Regions from separate parts of the Homo sapiens genome. Here region 1 is linked to region 2. A link is a loop called in an ENCODE intact Hi-C map of the cell type or tissue named here. Cell type or tissue: GM12878. All regions are shown on one strand.

Region 1 (8,000 bases), 97 kb after region 2:
TTAATTTTGCTTTTTGTGTGTGTTTCCTTATTTACAAAAGAAAGAATGAGAACAGTCATACAGTTATTGAATGTTGGACTTTGAACATTCAGGAACCTAATTTCCCACTGGAGTCAGAAACCAGGAGCAGGAAAAAAAAAAGTGGTGGTTCCCAATTATTTGCTGTGTTGGGAGCTTCAACTTAGGCCCTCTCTGTAGACATACTTTCTTTTTTTTTTTTGAGACGGAGTTTCACTCTTGTTGCCCAGGCTGGAGTGCAGTGGCGTGATCCAGGCTCACTGCAACCTCCGCCTCCCAGGTTCAAGCAATTCTCCTGTGTCAGCCTCCTGAGTAGCTGGGATTACAGGCATATGCCACCACGCCCGGCTAATTTTTTTTGTATTTTTAGTAGAGATGGGGTTTCACCATGTTGGTCAGGCTGGTCTTGAACTCCTGACCTCAGGTGATCCGCCCACCTCGGCCTCCCAAAGTGCTGGGATTACAGGTGTGAGCCACCACACCCAGCCACACATACTTCCATCAAATCTTACAACACATCTTAGAAATGGAACTCTCTGGGGAGTGGTGTGTGCGGGTGCACATATGTGTGTGTGTGCCCATATGTATGTGTGTAAACTATTCCCTGGGTAAATCAGCCTCCTTCAGAGATGAAGGAACTTTTTCACAGCCTTATGGAAGCACCTAGAGCAGTCATTTCCAAATTCCAAATCATGAACCATTTGTGGGTTTGTGAAATCAATTGGGTTGTGACTGATATATGTTTTTAATGAAATGGAGTCAAATAGAATACACAATATCAGAGGGCATTGTATGCTGTAAAGAACTATCGATTTGTGAAGCATTCATATTAGTGAGGTGTATGATGTATATGTACATGTTCATGTGGTAGTCTGGTGTGCCATTTACACTACATAAAATGTAAAATAATTGTACAATCAAAAAAGCCTGAGTGTTACTTATCTAATGCACACAATTAAAAAAAAAAAAAAACAACTTGGTCAGGCACGGTAGCTCATGCCTATAATCCCACTACTTTGGGAGGCTGAGGTGAGCGGATCACTTGAGGTCAGGAGTTCGAGACCAGCCTGGCCAACATGGCAAAACCCTGTCTCTACTAAAATATAAAAATTAGCCAGGGGTGGTGGTGTGTGCCTGTAATCCCAGCTACCTAGGAGTCTGAGGAACAAGAATCGCTTGAACCCGGAAGGCAGAGGTTGCAGTGGGCCGAGATCACGCCACTGCACTCCAGCCTGGGTGACAGAGCAAGACTCCATCTCAAAAAAACAAAACTCAGGTGATGATCAGGTGACCTCATGATGGAAGAGATGAGCATCCATGTCCTTCTGAGGCAAAATCCCCCCTGAATCCCTTCCCACCCCACCCGAGTCACATCTAGAGTTAGTGCCTGGGAGGTTCTGAGGTGAGAAGGGGGTGTCCAACAGCTGAAACCTCTACCTCAAAATCCTGGGATGGAGGGCAGGGAGGTGGCGGGATACAATGTTAATAATTATAAGTTCTACACATTTCATAAGGATATTTAAGGAAAATCATGAACAATCTCAAAGACATTTAAATACTAAAGTGTGTCATACACAAAAGACAACCATATCAGCTCAAACTCCTAAACCTTGAGTAAATACCTATATGTTTATGGCCTTTTACTTAAGTTTTGAAGGTTGTTCATGGGGCTCTGGCCTAAATGAAAAAAAAAAGCGTATAAATTTTCTCCTTTTTCTTCCTGTGTTAATTGCTACATTACAAGAGGCTTCTTTATTTTGTAGGAACCAGAGGGCATTTCTGAAATGCTATATTACCTACTGGCCCAGGAACAAACACTGGCCAAGGAACAAAAACTGAGGCTGTGGAATTTTGAACTTTACACTAAATTACACTAAAATGCCTTTTAAATCCCTCTGGGGAACTTAGTTTAGTACCCAATAATCCTTTGAAGTTTGAAATATTTCCATGTGGAAAGAAAGTTCACACTCTTCACACAACCAGAAGTTAGAGATAATGCAGAAATGAAAAGTGAATTAAAACCAAGGTAAAAGTGTACAGTAGAGTAACTTGGGTCATTTATCAGTCCTCAAATAGCTTCTTTGTGTGCAGCTGGGGGTGGGTTCAGCCAGTTATTGTCAGTCTAAGAGAGAAGAGATGAACCCACACACAGAAAACCATAATAGTGTGTAGGGAACAAATACACAAAATTAGTGCAAACAGACACAGCTGTGTGGGCTAAACAAACAGACCAGGAGAGCCAGAATCCAGTCAAAACCCAGTAGACTTGGCTGGAAAGACCTTTAATAGGAATCATATAGAGATTGTCAAGAACAAGAAAAGTAGAGTTAGAAAGACTATAGCTAAGAGGAAGATCAAAGAAAAAGATTAAGGAATTTTATTTCTGATAACAATAGAGATAAATGTCAGGCAAGCATGTCCCTTAATTCTGTGAGGTCTGAGGAAAGTGTACAAATGAAGTCCACATGCCACACATCTTAAGGTTTCTACAAGTCAAGCAGCCCAACACCTGCTCCTTCCGGCTCCCTCTATGGCCAGGTTTGAACAGAATTCTTGGACTTCCCAGGGCTGCTTGCCAAAATGTGGTAGTATAAGCAGAATTACTCCAGGCCTCAGCCTGCTCCACACCGTTGGAGAGAGACAGTCTCTTGGGTCTTCTTGTGTTCCTACACATTCTGCTGTGGATGCCAAGATGGAAAGGCTCTCACTGCTCTTTTATGATGGGCCACCTCTCAAGGTTGTTATGAAGCTGGTAACCTGGACAGATGAGGTAATGTCTCTCCCTGGGCAAGAAGCAGGTTTACTGATTGCTTGCTATAAAAGCAGTGGATTCTCCAAGCTCAGGCTTCCTTAGCTGTGACACAATCCCCACTGAGAGCACAGCATCCACCCGGATCTGTCCTGGCACCTGGGGGCAAGGAGAACTGATACATATATGCTGCTGCTCACTCTGTCTACTGAGCAATAGAATCCTTTGTCTTTGACCCAGGAATCTCATATCTTCTATAAATAAGGCTAAATTGAATCCAGACCTGACATATTGTGAAGGATGTCGTGCACACACCAGGCCTGGTTCAAACTCCATATGCAGCCCTCACAAAGAGCTGTCTCTGTCTACCCCATTGGCTTCAGGGGTGCCCACTGGTCACCAGGTTTGCCCTTCGGAGAACAGATTTGGGGTAGAAGTCCACATAGGCCCTGGAAATGAGCTAAGACCTTTGGACAGGGAATTCCAGGATCCTAGGTACTGGAGTAAGTTCTAGAGGGCTAGGGTGAGAGCTCCAGATGGATGCATCCCCTTGGTCCTGCCAACTACACATCCCATGGAGGGGGACATGGCTGAAGGAGAGCCAGCACAGGGCCCTCTAAAACACTGAGTCCAAATCAAGGGCCCTTGTGTCCAAGTCTAAAGTTGGCTCTTGCTGGGGCAAGGTCCTTGAAGGAGCAAGAGGTATAGCAGCAAGAGAAACCAAAGTAAGGACCAGTTCAAAAGTTAAGTGACCAAGTTCTCGTCCCCATTCTACCTCTAAATGTTAAGATGACTTTAACCCCACCAGGCCTCAGTTTCTCCTTCTGTAAAATAAGGTGATTAGCAGTTCAATACAATGATATCTAAGGTGTATCTCAAGTCTAAGCTCCTATGATTCTACAAATCCATGCTCAAGGAGAAAAGCTGTAGCTCACAGCCCTAAAGATGCCTGAGAACAAAATAAGAAATAAATGGAGCAAACTGAGCCACAAACGCCTACAACTAATGGGCCGGGCAGTGTATGTGCATCACTCATGCAGAAGAAAACTATACCAGTGGGAAAAAATGACAAGATTTCTCAGGGATGAGACCAGGGTGGGGCCATCCAGAAAGCTTGCAGCTTAGAGAGGTGCATTCACTTAGAAAAGCCAGAAGGATTCTCTAGCAGCCACACAGGCACTGCTCAGACACCAGCAAGTGAAAATGTATTTCTTGATGGAGCACAGGAAGAAGGGCCCCCTGGGAAACCATCTCACTCCCATCTTACACATTTCCTGATAGCATGCAATTAGCGGATCACCTCAGCAAAGGAAGTGTGAAGGTGCTTTCGCACCACTTCAGCTCTGTTCCCAGAGTCTCCCAGAGAAAAACTGAAGAAAGATGAAAAAGACTTCCTCATCTACTCTCCCGGCCCTGTCCTCTTCCACTCTCCATAGCTCAGATAAAAGATCTTTTCATCTAGAAATCAATAATAGGCTAGGTGGCTGCTGCTGAGTCCAGTACAAAAAAAAAAAGAAAGAAAACCATACTCAGGATTGACTCATAATCTGAGCACAAATTTTCATCTGGGTAGATGCGAAAGTCCCCTGTGGGGTATTGTATAGGGGTGGAAAAAAGTAAAGAGGTATCATTTTCTTTCATTTGGTCAATGATGAAACAGCCACTCACCTTCCCTGCCATGCCATGCATATGAAACAATGGCCCCCAAGGCCTCTCCACCCCCCATTTCTGGTGACCCAGGATCCTCTTCACTTATCAAAGTTGTTCTACTTCCATCCAGCTGCCTCTGAAGAATGATAATATGAGAAGCATCAACAGGAACACACACACAGGTGTGCATTCCCCAGCCCAGCCCTGCACACTGCCCAAACACTGGTCACCTGCATGGGGTGATGTGAGTAAAGGGTCCCAACGTCTTCCCTTGCCCAGTACCCCAATCACCAGCTCCCCATGGCTGGCTCTAGGGCAGGGCATTGCCAATGCTTACATCAGTCATTTTGGTTACTGTGGTATTCTCTGAGCGCCACAGACGCCCTCGGCAGAAAACAAAGAGAAAGGGGGAAGAGCAGTTAGAGGAACTCTAGGTCTATTCCCCATTTGAGCGAAGCAGCCCTGCTTTTATCTATTTCCCTCTCAAGCCAAAATACATTAAAAGCTACTGGTTTTGTTTGTTTGTTTTGAGATGGAGTTTTCCTCTTGTTGCCCAGGTTAGAGTGCAATGGCGTGATCTCGGCTCACCGTAACCTCCGTCTCCCAGGTTCAAGTGATTCTCCCGCCTCAGCCTCCTGAGTAGCTGGGATTACAGGCACACGCCACCACGCCCAGCTAATTTTGTATTTTTAGTAGATATGGGGTTTCTCCATGTTGATCAGGCTGGTCTCGAACTCCCAACCTCAGGTGATTCACCAGCCACGGCCTCCCAAAATACTGGGATTACAGGTGTGAGCCACCGCGCCAGGTCTTAAATATTATGATCTTAGGAGGTCCCCGCTACAATTATCTGTGGGAAGATCACAGATGAATCCATTGCCAGCCATTACTACCATAAAAGCGTTATCCACGAGGAGAGGTGAGTCTTGAAGAGGGAGAAGAAATGGGAGAAGAAGACACACAGAGCCACTGCGCTCCTGAGACTCAAGGGAAGGCACAGAGTACAGGGAAGGAGGCCAAGGGGAAGAGGAACATCGACAAACTTGTTCTGCTTTGTAAGTAAAATAAGCCAGACAAAGACAAATACTGTATGGTATCACTTACATCTAAAGAAAAATTTAAGTCAAACTCACAGAAACAAGAGAATAGAAAGGTGGTCACTGGGCACTGGAAGTGGGAGAACTGGTCAAAGAATACAAACTTTCAGTTATAAGGTAAATACATTCTGAGGATCTACTGTACAGCATGGTGACTGTAATTAAAAATGCCATATTATATACTAGAAGTGTGCTAAGCATTGGCACCAAAAAGAAAAAGAAAAAAAAGGTAATTATGTGGAGTGATGGATGTGTTAATCAGCCTGATTGTGATAATCATTTCATAATATATGCATACATCAAATCGTTACATTGTATACTGTAAAAATATGCAATTTTGTCAATTATGCCTTAATAATGCTGACAACAAAACACATAAACAAAAAACTTTCCCTGCTTTAACAGGTGGCTAAGCTAGCCCTGGTCACATTCAGTAACAGCAGACTGTCAGGGAAGGCTCAGATCCCAATAGCATGAAGTAGATTATTATTATTATTATTTGAGACAGAGTCTCGCTCTGTCGCCCAGGCTGGAGTGCAATGGCACAATCTCGGCTCACTGCAGCCTCTGCCTCCTAGGTTCAAGCGATTCTCCTGCCTCAGCCTCTCGAGTAGCTGGGATTACAGGTGTCTGCCACTACGCCCAGATAATTTGTGTATTTTTAGTAGAGATGGGGTTTCACCATGTTGGTCAGGTGATCTCTGACCAACAGGTGACCCACCTGCCTCGGCCTCCCAAAGTGCTAGGATTACAGTCATGAGCCACTGCGCCTGATCAAGGTAGATTATTTTTAATGGTGAGTCAAAGATCCTGTAGAAATGTATGAGAATATGTCCAGTGTTTTGTTATGTGGAAATAGTTCTTAACAAAGAAGTATGTACAATATAAATACATACACATAAGATATTCCAAAACATAAAGATACCTCTGAGTGAAAGGATTCTTTTTTTTTCCTAAATTATTTTTACAAGGAGCACATATTATGTATGCATCTTCCTTAAGTCGAAACGTATGATAAACAAGTAAAACTATATCAAACTAAAAAGCTTCTGCACAACAACAACAAAAATTAACAAAATGAAAAGGCAGCCCACGGATTGGGAGAAAATGTTTGCAAACCATATAAACCATCATGAGGGGTTAATATTAAAAACATATGAGGAACTCATACAACTCAATATCAAAAACAACCAATTTTAAAAAATGGGCAAAGAATCTGAATAGACATGTCTCTAAAGAAAACATAAAAATGGTCAACTGGTATATGAATAGGTGCTCACTGACACTAGTCATCAGAGAAACGTAAATCAAAACCCTACATGATATCACTTCACATCTGTTAGTACTATCATTATAAAAAAGACAAGGCGCGAAAAGTGTTGGCAATGGTGTGGAGAAAAGGGAACCCTTCCACACTGTTAGTGGGAATGTAAATTAGTAAAACCATTATGAAAAACAGTGTAGAGGTTCCTCAAAATATTAAAAATAGAACTAGCATATAACCCAGCAATCCCTCTGCTGGTATATACCCAAAGACAATGAAATCAGCATCTCATGGTTACTTGTGTACCCATGTTCATTAACGATGAAGAGTCTTGCTTTAGAAAAATATTCTGCTAATAACTGGAGGAGAAATGATAGAATTCTATAAGGCTACTTTCAAACCCCTAATGTATTGATCTCTCTAGCCAATAAGTATACATTGTGGAGAACCGAATAACCAATTTTTATGTTCCTTCTGATGGAGGCATGTAGTGGAACCTATGAAGAATTCTTACCAAAAACCAAAACCAAACAAAGTAGAGTCTGTAGTGGACGAAGGACTGTGCTAACGGACACCACAAGGACATTACAGGTAAACTAAGACCAGGAAGACTCTACAGGACAACTGACTCGGCCTTTACTAAATAACAGCAAAGACATGCAAGAGAACTTACAGACAAAAAGATATGTAATGGACATATCAAACAGTTTGAACACATGGACCTTATTTGGATATCTGATTCAAACAAGCAAACAAAAATAAAAATGTGGAAGGAGGGAGGGAGGGAGGGAGGAACAAAGGAAAGAAGGAAAGGAAGGAAGGAAGGAAGGAAGGAAGGAGGGAGAAAGGAAGGAGAAGGGGAAAGGAAGGAAGGGAAGGAAGAAAGGAAGAAAAAAGAAAGAAAGAAAAAGAAAGAGAAAGAAAGAAAAGGAAGAAAAAGGAAAGAGAAGGAAGGAAGGAAGGAAGGAAGGAAGGAAGGAAGGAAGGAAGGAAGGAAGGAAGGAAGGAAGGAAGGAAGGAACACGCAGCACAGTCCACCTGCAGAGGAGAGGAGAGACTTCCCAGGCAAGGTAGTGGGGTCGGTCCTTCTCCCTCACACACCCGGACTTCGCCCCAGCACATCCCTGCTGTGCCTCTGCTGCCCCCATGTGGCCCAGGGAAGGCCTGACACGGAGCCTGTAGAGGACGAAACCTGAACACAAACTCCAAGGAGGTCTTTGCT
Region 2 (8,000 bases):
CATAATAAATAATTCCCACCTCTGTAGGTTGGCCCATGTTCTTTCATCTGCATGACACGCATTCACTTTCTCCCCATCCTTTCCTCAAAGCCTAACTCAAATAATGCCTTTTGGACCATTCCAGCCTGCACAGATTTTCTCCCTCTCTGATATTCTTGAAGCTCAACTATTTATTCTTACCATAAAGAGTTACAAGAAGGACAAGACTGTACAAAGATTAATATTCTCCAAGACTTTAGGAGCAGATACTTCTGAAATTTAAGTTGATACAAATGAACATTAAATAGATGAAGCTAGCAAATTGCAGGAATCCTCCCAGGACAACCACATGAAGATGTAAACATGCTACAGGCATGTATTTATCAAACTTTAATGTGTGCATAAATCACCTTGTTGAAATGAAGATTCTAACTTACTAAAGTCTGGAGTGGGACCTGAAATTCTACATTTCTGACAAGTTCTCAGGTGATGCTGATGCTGCACTCTTTGAACCATACTTCAAGTAGCAAGTGGATAGCAAGTGTATCTCAAGAGTCCCCAGTCAATCCCAAAGCTTTACTGCCTCAGTTGTGTTCTGCTGGCTTTATCAGGTTTCTAAGTTGAGACAGATATCTACTCAGGTTTTATCAGCAGCAAATACCACCAACATCCTCATTTCATGATCTCAAGACTTAAGATAAATATTTAGTGGTGGTTATTGTTCACAGAAATATTAGATATACCATTCCCCTTGGAGACACAGATATCAATCTTCCTAAAGAGGAGACAAGCATCAGACTTCATCGTCCAGCTACGTCCTTTTTAACACATCTATTTCCCTTTTTCTGATTCTGTACTCACAAAACAACTTCCTAGTCTGATATTTGTGTCTCAAAAGAAGTCAGTCCTGATATGAAAACCACCTAGGAAAAAGAAGCACTCCAGACAGAATGATGCTCCCTGAAAGTATGAGAGCAGTTGCAAAAATTGTCAAAATCAACATTTTCAGAATTCTAAAAATTAACCAAAAGGTTGAAATAAAAATGGCTTATTCTACAGAACAGTGAGCTCTGTGATACTTAAACCTACCCTATTCCTATTCCCATCTCCCTTTCCCTATCTCTGCAGTACCCTTGAAAACCAGCAGCTTTAGAAAGATGGTAGCTGTGAAAACCAGTGGCCTAGTAGCTATTGGAGAGAGCAGAATAGGTTTGGATCCGCCACAAAAGGCCCATCCTCAGAGAATTATCACTATTGTACTTGTTTGGAAGCTCCCTGGGAAATTCTCATTCACATGGAATTATCCTCATTTGACCTAAGTCAGCTATTACTCAGTGAGGAAATCCCTGTACCCAGGGGATTTTTCCAAAAGAATCAGGAATTGTTTAATATCATAGCTGCCTGAGGTGGCCCTATCTGTTGCGGCAAATTAAGAAGCTGATCGAAAAACTTAAAAATCAAAATATGGGAAATGAGAAGTCCACGGGAGCTTTGGAAAGTTCTGACATATTCTTGGGAATCTGGAAAGCCATGCATATGCGCAAGCTGTGAGTATTCCCAGGAAGGATCTGAGAAGACCCCAATCTCTCACTTTTGGCTGACAAAGCAGGAAGTAAAGGCTAAGGTAGAGTTATCAAGTTACCAAAGTATTTATTGCATACTCTAACTCACACATATAGATCACAAAAAAGTAGTGGGAAAGTTATTGGTTGAATAAATTTGAGGAAATGTCTGTCCAATTATTAGCTGACCACTAAGCTAACCAAGCAGAGATTTTAGATGCTGCACACAACAAAGAACACAGACTTTACAGAATTTTAAAAGTCACTAAAAAACATACAAACACACAGCATCAACAACTACTACTACTACTAGTAATGGCAACAAAAACAAAAAGTAAGGATATGATTTCCAAGGATGCTCTATTATATTACTTTAACAGTCCAGTTTTCAACAACAACAAAAAATAAGATACATAGTAAAATAGGAAAGCATGGTCCATACACATGAAGGAAAAACAGCCAACAGAAACTGCCTCTGAGAAAGCCTAGATATTGGGGTTACACAAAGTTTTAAATAAAAAGCTTTAAGGCCAGGCATGGTGGCTCACGCCTGTAATCCCAGCACTTTGGGAGGCCAAGGCGGGTGGGTCACCTGAGGTCAAGAGTTCAAGACCAGCCTGATCAACATGGCAAAACCCCATCTCTACTAAAAGATACAAAAAATTAGCTGGGCATGGTGGTGGATGCCTGTAATCCCAGCTACTCAGGAGGCTGAGGCAGGAGAATCACTTGAACCCAGGAGATGGAGATTGCAGTGAGCCAAGATTGCACCACTGCACTCCAGCCTGGGTGACAGAGCAAAACTCCATTTAAAAAAAAAAAAGCTTTACGTATGTTCAAAGAACTAAAGTACATCTTGCCTAGAGAGTTAAAGGAAAATATGAGAATGATGTCTCACCAAATAGACAATTTCAACAGAAATAGAAATCATTTAAAAAAGAGCCAAATAGAAATTCTAGAGTTCGAAAGTGCAATAACGTAAATGAAAAATTCACTGAAGGAGGTCAACAGCACAACTATGCGGACAGAAGAAAGAATTAACAAACTTGGAAATAAGGCAATTGAGATCATCCAGTTTGAGAAACAGAAAAGAATGAAGGAAAATAAACAAAGCCTCAGAGACTTGTGGGACATGAGCCAGCATACCAACATACATGCAAGGAGAGTTCCAGAAGGAGAGAAAAGAAAGAAAGGGACAGAGAGTGTATTTGACAAAATAAAGTCTGAAAATATCCTAAATAATAAAAAGTATTAGTCTATACATCTAAGAAGCACAATGAATTCCAAGTAGGATAAACTCAGAAATTCATACCTATACATTTAATATAGTTAAACTGTCAAAAACCGAATCAGACAGAATCTTGAGATCAGCAAGAGAAAAATAATATGCCAGCAATCTTCAATAACACTAACAGCTGACTTATCCTAAAACATGGAAGCCAGAGTCAGAAGGAATGACATATTTAAAAGGCTGGTAGAAAGGGACTGTCAGCAAGAAGACCAAATCTAGCAAAACTATTCTTCAAATTTTATGAGAAATTAAGACATTCCCAGATAATCAAACACTGAGAGAACCCATCATAAGAAGATCCATCCTACAAGAAATACTAAAAAGAACCCTTCTGCTAAAATGAAGGAACACTTTACAGTAACTTGAGTATCCATGGAGAAATAAAGACCACCAATAAAGGTAACCACATAGGTAAATATGAAGGACAGTATTAATAAGTTTTGTTTATAATTCTTCTATCAGATTTAAATGGAAACAGCATAAACCAATAATTATAAGATAATGTTGATATAGTTATAATGTGTAAAGAGGTCATTGATATGACAATAATTACACAAAAGAGAAGGAAACAGAGCTGTATATGAACTAAGTTTTTGAAAACTATTAAAATTAAGTTGATATTAACCTGAACTACATTGTTTTAGGATTTCAAATGTAATCCTCAGAAAAAAGCAGTAATAAAGTAACTCAAAAATAGGTGGAAGAGATAATTAAAATGATACATTAGGAAATAGATGTTTAACACAAAAGAAGACAGTAATGAAAGAATGGAGAAAAAATATAAAGAAAGATTTCAAGCAAATAATATATCCTCACACCTTAAGAAACTAGAAGAAGAAAAACTAAACCAAAAGCAAACAGAAGGAAGAAAATAATAAAACTTAGAGCCTAAATAAATGAAATAGAGAGGACTTAAACAATAGAGAAAATCAGCAAAATCAAAAGTTGATTCTTTGAAAAGTGTAATAAATAAAATTGAAAAACTCAGCTAAGCTGACCAAGAAAAAAAGAAGGAAGACTCAAATTACTAAATGGGGGAACATCAGTACTGATCTTACTGAAATATAAGGGAATACTATAAACAACTATATGCCAACTAATTAGATGACCTAGATTAAATTTAAAAATTCCTATAAAGACATAAACTACTGAGACTGACTAAAGAAAAAAACAGAAAATGTGAAGAGACCTATAATAACCAAAGAGACTGAATTAGTAATTTTAAAAGTTCTCACAATGGAAAGCCCAGACCCAGAGGGCTCCACTGGGGAATTCTACCAATCATTTAAAGAATTCATACCAATCATTCATAAAATCTTGTGAGAACTGAAAGAGGAAGGAAAACCTTTCAACCTACTCTACGTGGCCAGTATTATCATGATCTTAAAACCCAACCAAAGCATCGCAAAAAAGAAAAGAGCAGGCCGATATCTGCTTTTTTTATTTTTATTTTTTATTTTTGAGTTAGGATCTCAGTCCATCACCCAGGCTGGAGTGCAGTGGCACAATCATGGCTCACTACAGCCTCAACTTCCTGGGCTCCTGTGATCTTCCCACCTCAGCCTCCTGAGTAGCTGGCCACAGGTGTGCACCATCACGCCTAGCTAATTTTTGTATTTTTTGTAGAGAGGGTATTTTATCATGTTGCTCAGGCTAGTCTTGAACTCCTGAGCTCAAGCAATCCACCCACTTCAGCCTCCCAAAGTGCTGTGATTACAGGCATGAGCCACTGTGTCCAGACTCTTTTAAATACATCAATGCAAAAATCCTCAACAAAATATTATCAAACCCAACCCAGCAACATATAAAAAGGATTATACCTATGATCAAGGAGATTTTACCCTAGGAGTGCAAGGTTAGTTTAGCACAGTAAAATCAATCAATATAATATACCATATTAATAGACTAAGTGACCAAACCCACATGATCATCTCAATAGACATAGAAATAGCATTTTTGTAAAAACCCAACATCTGTCCATGATTAAAAACCACTCAACAAAACTAGGAATATAAGGGAACGTCCTCAACCTAATAAAGGACATCTATTTTTTTAAAAAAACTCACTGCCAACATCACACTTAATAGTAAAAGACTGAATGTTTTCTCTCTTAGATAAGGCAAAAAAGATGTCTTCTTTCATCACTTCTATTCAACACAGTACTGGTATATTCATACAATTGAATAATATCCAGCAATTACAAGGAAGGAAGGCCTGATACATCCGATAACATAGATGAACCTTGAAATTATTATGTTAAATGAAAGAAGACAGTCACAAAAACTTACATTTGCATAATTCCACTTATTTGAAATGCCCAGAATAGGCCAATATACAGATAGAAAGTAGATTAGTGTTTGCCAGGGACTGTGGGGAACGGGGAAGTGACTATTAATGGGTACACAATTTCTTCTGAGGATGATTAAAAGATTGCCAAGAAAGTAGTGATGATAGTCAAACTCTGTGAACACACTAAAATATACAAAAGTGTACACTTTAAAAGGATGAATTTTATGGTATATAAATTGTATCTCATAATGTCATTATTAACAAAACCAGTCCAACTCCTCATAAGAACATACTGAGAACAGTTATTCTGCCTAGAATTTACTCTTTTAAAAGTGATTATTTTGATATTATGGTTCATCCATTTTGGGCTGGATTGGTTAAGAAGTCAATCACATGCTTTCCTAAGGAAAACTGATCAAAATCTGCTTCTGATGTAAGCCAGCCAGCCTCATCTACCAATCAAAGGAATGCTTGAATGAAAGGATGATTAAATGAGAGATTAATTACAACATCTCCCATACAACTTAGATATTGTTTGCTGTCCCATTAGGTGCGTCCATTTTGAATCTTTAGCCAGCTTTTTAATTCAATGAGATTATGAACCATGTATTTGAAGCTTTTGAAATCTTCTTCTATAATGATTAGTTCTATGCTAACTTTAAGTATTTAATGGCATTAGAAATCACCTGATTCAGTTTTTCAGTACGGTTCTCTCTAGACAACTGTTAGAAATAAAACAGGAAGCAAATACCAGGGGTGGCAGGGATAGGAGGCATGGTTGCTTTAGGACAACCAGGACCTTTTAAGGAGAATGAGAAATCTCAGGTACCCAAGAGATTTGGGGATTCCAATTTCCCCCCTATAGAATATGGCAAGGTTGGAGTTGAGATTGTTGCTCAACAGAATTGGCAAATACCTACTACATCCTTAGAACAAACTGGAGTGATATACCAGCCAAATGGGTTCTCACTGGTTACAGGCAAGGAGTGTAATATGGTTTGGATGTTTGTCCCCACCCAAATATCCTGTTGAAATGTAATCCCCAGTGTTGGAGGTGGGGCCTGGTGGGAGGCGTTTGGGTCATGGGGGCAGATCCCTCATGGCTTGGTGCTGTCCTCAGGATAGTGAGTGAGTTCTCAAGAGATCTGGTTGTTTAAAACTGTGTGCTACCTCCCCCCAACTCTCAGTTTTGCTCCTTCTCCTGCCATGTGAGACACCTGCTCCCTCTTCGATTTCCGCCATGATTGGAAGCTTCCTCAGGCCTCACCAGAAGCAGATGCCAGGGCTATGCTTTCTGTACAGGCTACAGAACCATGAGCCCATTAAACATCTTTTTTTACAAATTACCTAGTCTCAGGTTTTCTTTACAGCAATGCAAGAACTGACTAACACAGAGTGAAATGTTTTAATGTTCATGTTTAACAGGTATAAAACTAGACCTAGAAAAGACTGGCAAAACAGAGATTCAGCTGAGTCAAATCTTGTTGATATTGAAGTCTATTCCTAGGTTGTGCACTTTGATATTTCAAGTATGACCTTAACATTTTCTGCCCCCACCCAATGCTCCATCCAATGCTCATGATGCCCAATTATGCATCTCCCAGTTGATCCTCAATAACTATATACTCAGTAAAGTTTGGTAGCTAAATAATCCACCATTCTGTAGAATAAGAATTTTGTAGAATTTGAAGCAAAGAATTTCAGCCTCACCTTAGACAATATTCATCCCAAAATGAATGTTGTTCAACAGTGATCTAAGTGCTGATGCCCTTTCTGTAGAACAAGTGTCAGCACTCTGCAATTTTTCATTCTGCAAAGTGTTTTGTTCTATACTGTCTAATACAATCTTGTACTTCTCTTCCTATCACTCTTATGCACTGATTTGTCATTTTCACTTCAGGAGCCTGGGAAACTTTTGATGAAGCATGACTCATGGCTCAGGAAGAGAAAAGAAGGAAGTACCAGCTGATGCTAAGAGGCTGGAAGGTCAAATATTATACTTTCTTGCTCCCTGGAGTTGGAAATGGGATCGGCTTTCCTGAATCTCATTAGCTACTAGAAAGAGAAAAAAAAGATCAAGGTTTCAAAAGGAAGGAGCAAGGGGAAATGGATTTCATAAAACAACTGTGTCCTTTACATCATTACATAGCTATAAAGTATAGTGCAAAAATAAACAACAAAAGCATTAGTTCATTAGATGTAGGACCAGAAAGCTTGGGACCCTCCAGTTTCTAACCATGTGATTTTGAAAAATTAAACATCAGGTTTCAGTCCTCAGTCTCACTCTCCACAGAATAAATAATAATTCGGAGTGACCTGATAGTAAGTGGCATTATCACTCTCTCTGCCATCTGCTGACAGTCCTATGAATCAGGATGGAGATCAGTCTCTTTTATGATGTATAAGATTCCATATCCTGAATGGGAAACAAGGGAGTGTGTTTATATGCACAGGCTTGCACCCACTGGGGGTGAGAGCTGGGGAGAGAGGATTAGTAAATGTTCTGGAAGAAATCAATATGGGTTTGTGGCTGGGAAAAGCATCCTCCAAAAGAATTGCAGCCCTCAGCTCTCTCTCCTTGGCAAAAGCTTCAACTTTAGCATGTGCCCCCCTGCCCCATCACTCAGTGGAAAACTTTATGCAAAAAAATGCATTTTTGGAAGACACGAGCACACACGTGTTCATAGCAGCACAATTGGCAATTGCAAAAATATAAAATGGGCCTAAATGCCCATCAACCAATGAGTGGATAAAGAAAATGTGGTATAATTACAGCATGGAATACTACTCAGCCACAAAAAGGAATGAAACAATGGCATTTGCAGCAACCCGGATGGAGCTGGAGGCCATTATTCTATGTGAAGTAACTCAGGATTGGA

The links. Hi-C counts contacts between places; a loop is a spot of excess contacts. Peaks named below come from ENCODE experiments on the same cell type or tissue, not always from the same donor. Only the 100,000 strongest peaks of a DNase experiment are listed, where the experiment ranks them.
Region 1: it touches region 2 in a loop (8-fold over the local background); 2 of 110 quality-filtered maps call a loop at or near these places.

Annotation. Positions count from the first base shown.
Region 1 is chr7:137,891,373-137,899,372 of GRCh38, forward strand. All of the region lies in intron 8 of CREB3L2 (cAMP responsive element binding protein 3 like 2), which reads right to left. Among named protein-coding and RNA genes, the nearest start is that of DGKI, 48 kb to the left of the region's middle. RefSeq lists enhancers at 4,082-4,251, 4,532-4,701, 7,999-8,000, 8,000. In GM12878, a CTCF peak has its summit at 7,934 (motif pointing left); DNase peaks (open chromatin) are centred at 3,999, 4,349 and 7,929; H3K4me3 peaks cover 757 bases; H3K27ac peaks cover 3,022 bases.
Region 2 is chr7:137,794,147-137,802,146 of GRCh38, forward strand. The region is part of intron 1 of DGKI (diacylglycerol kinase iota); the gene reads right to left. Among named protein-coding and RNA genes, the nearest start is that of DGKI, 49 kb to the right of the region's middle. In GM12878, no CTCF peak of the experiment used is centred here; a DNase peak (open chromatin) is centred at 4,115; H3K27ac peaks cover 401 bases.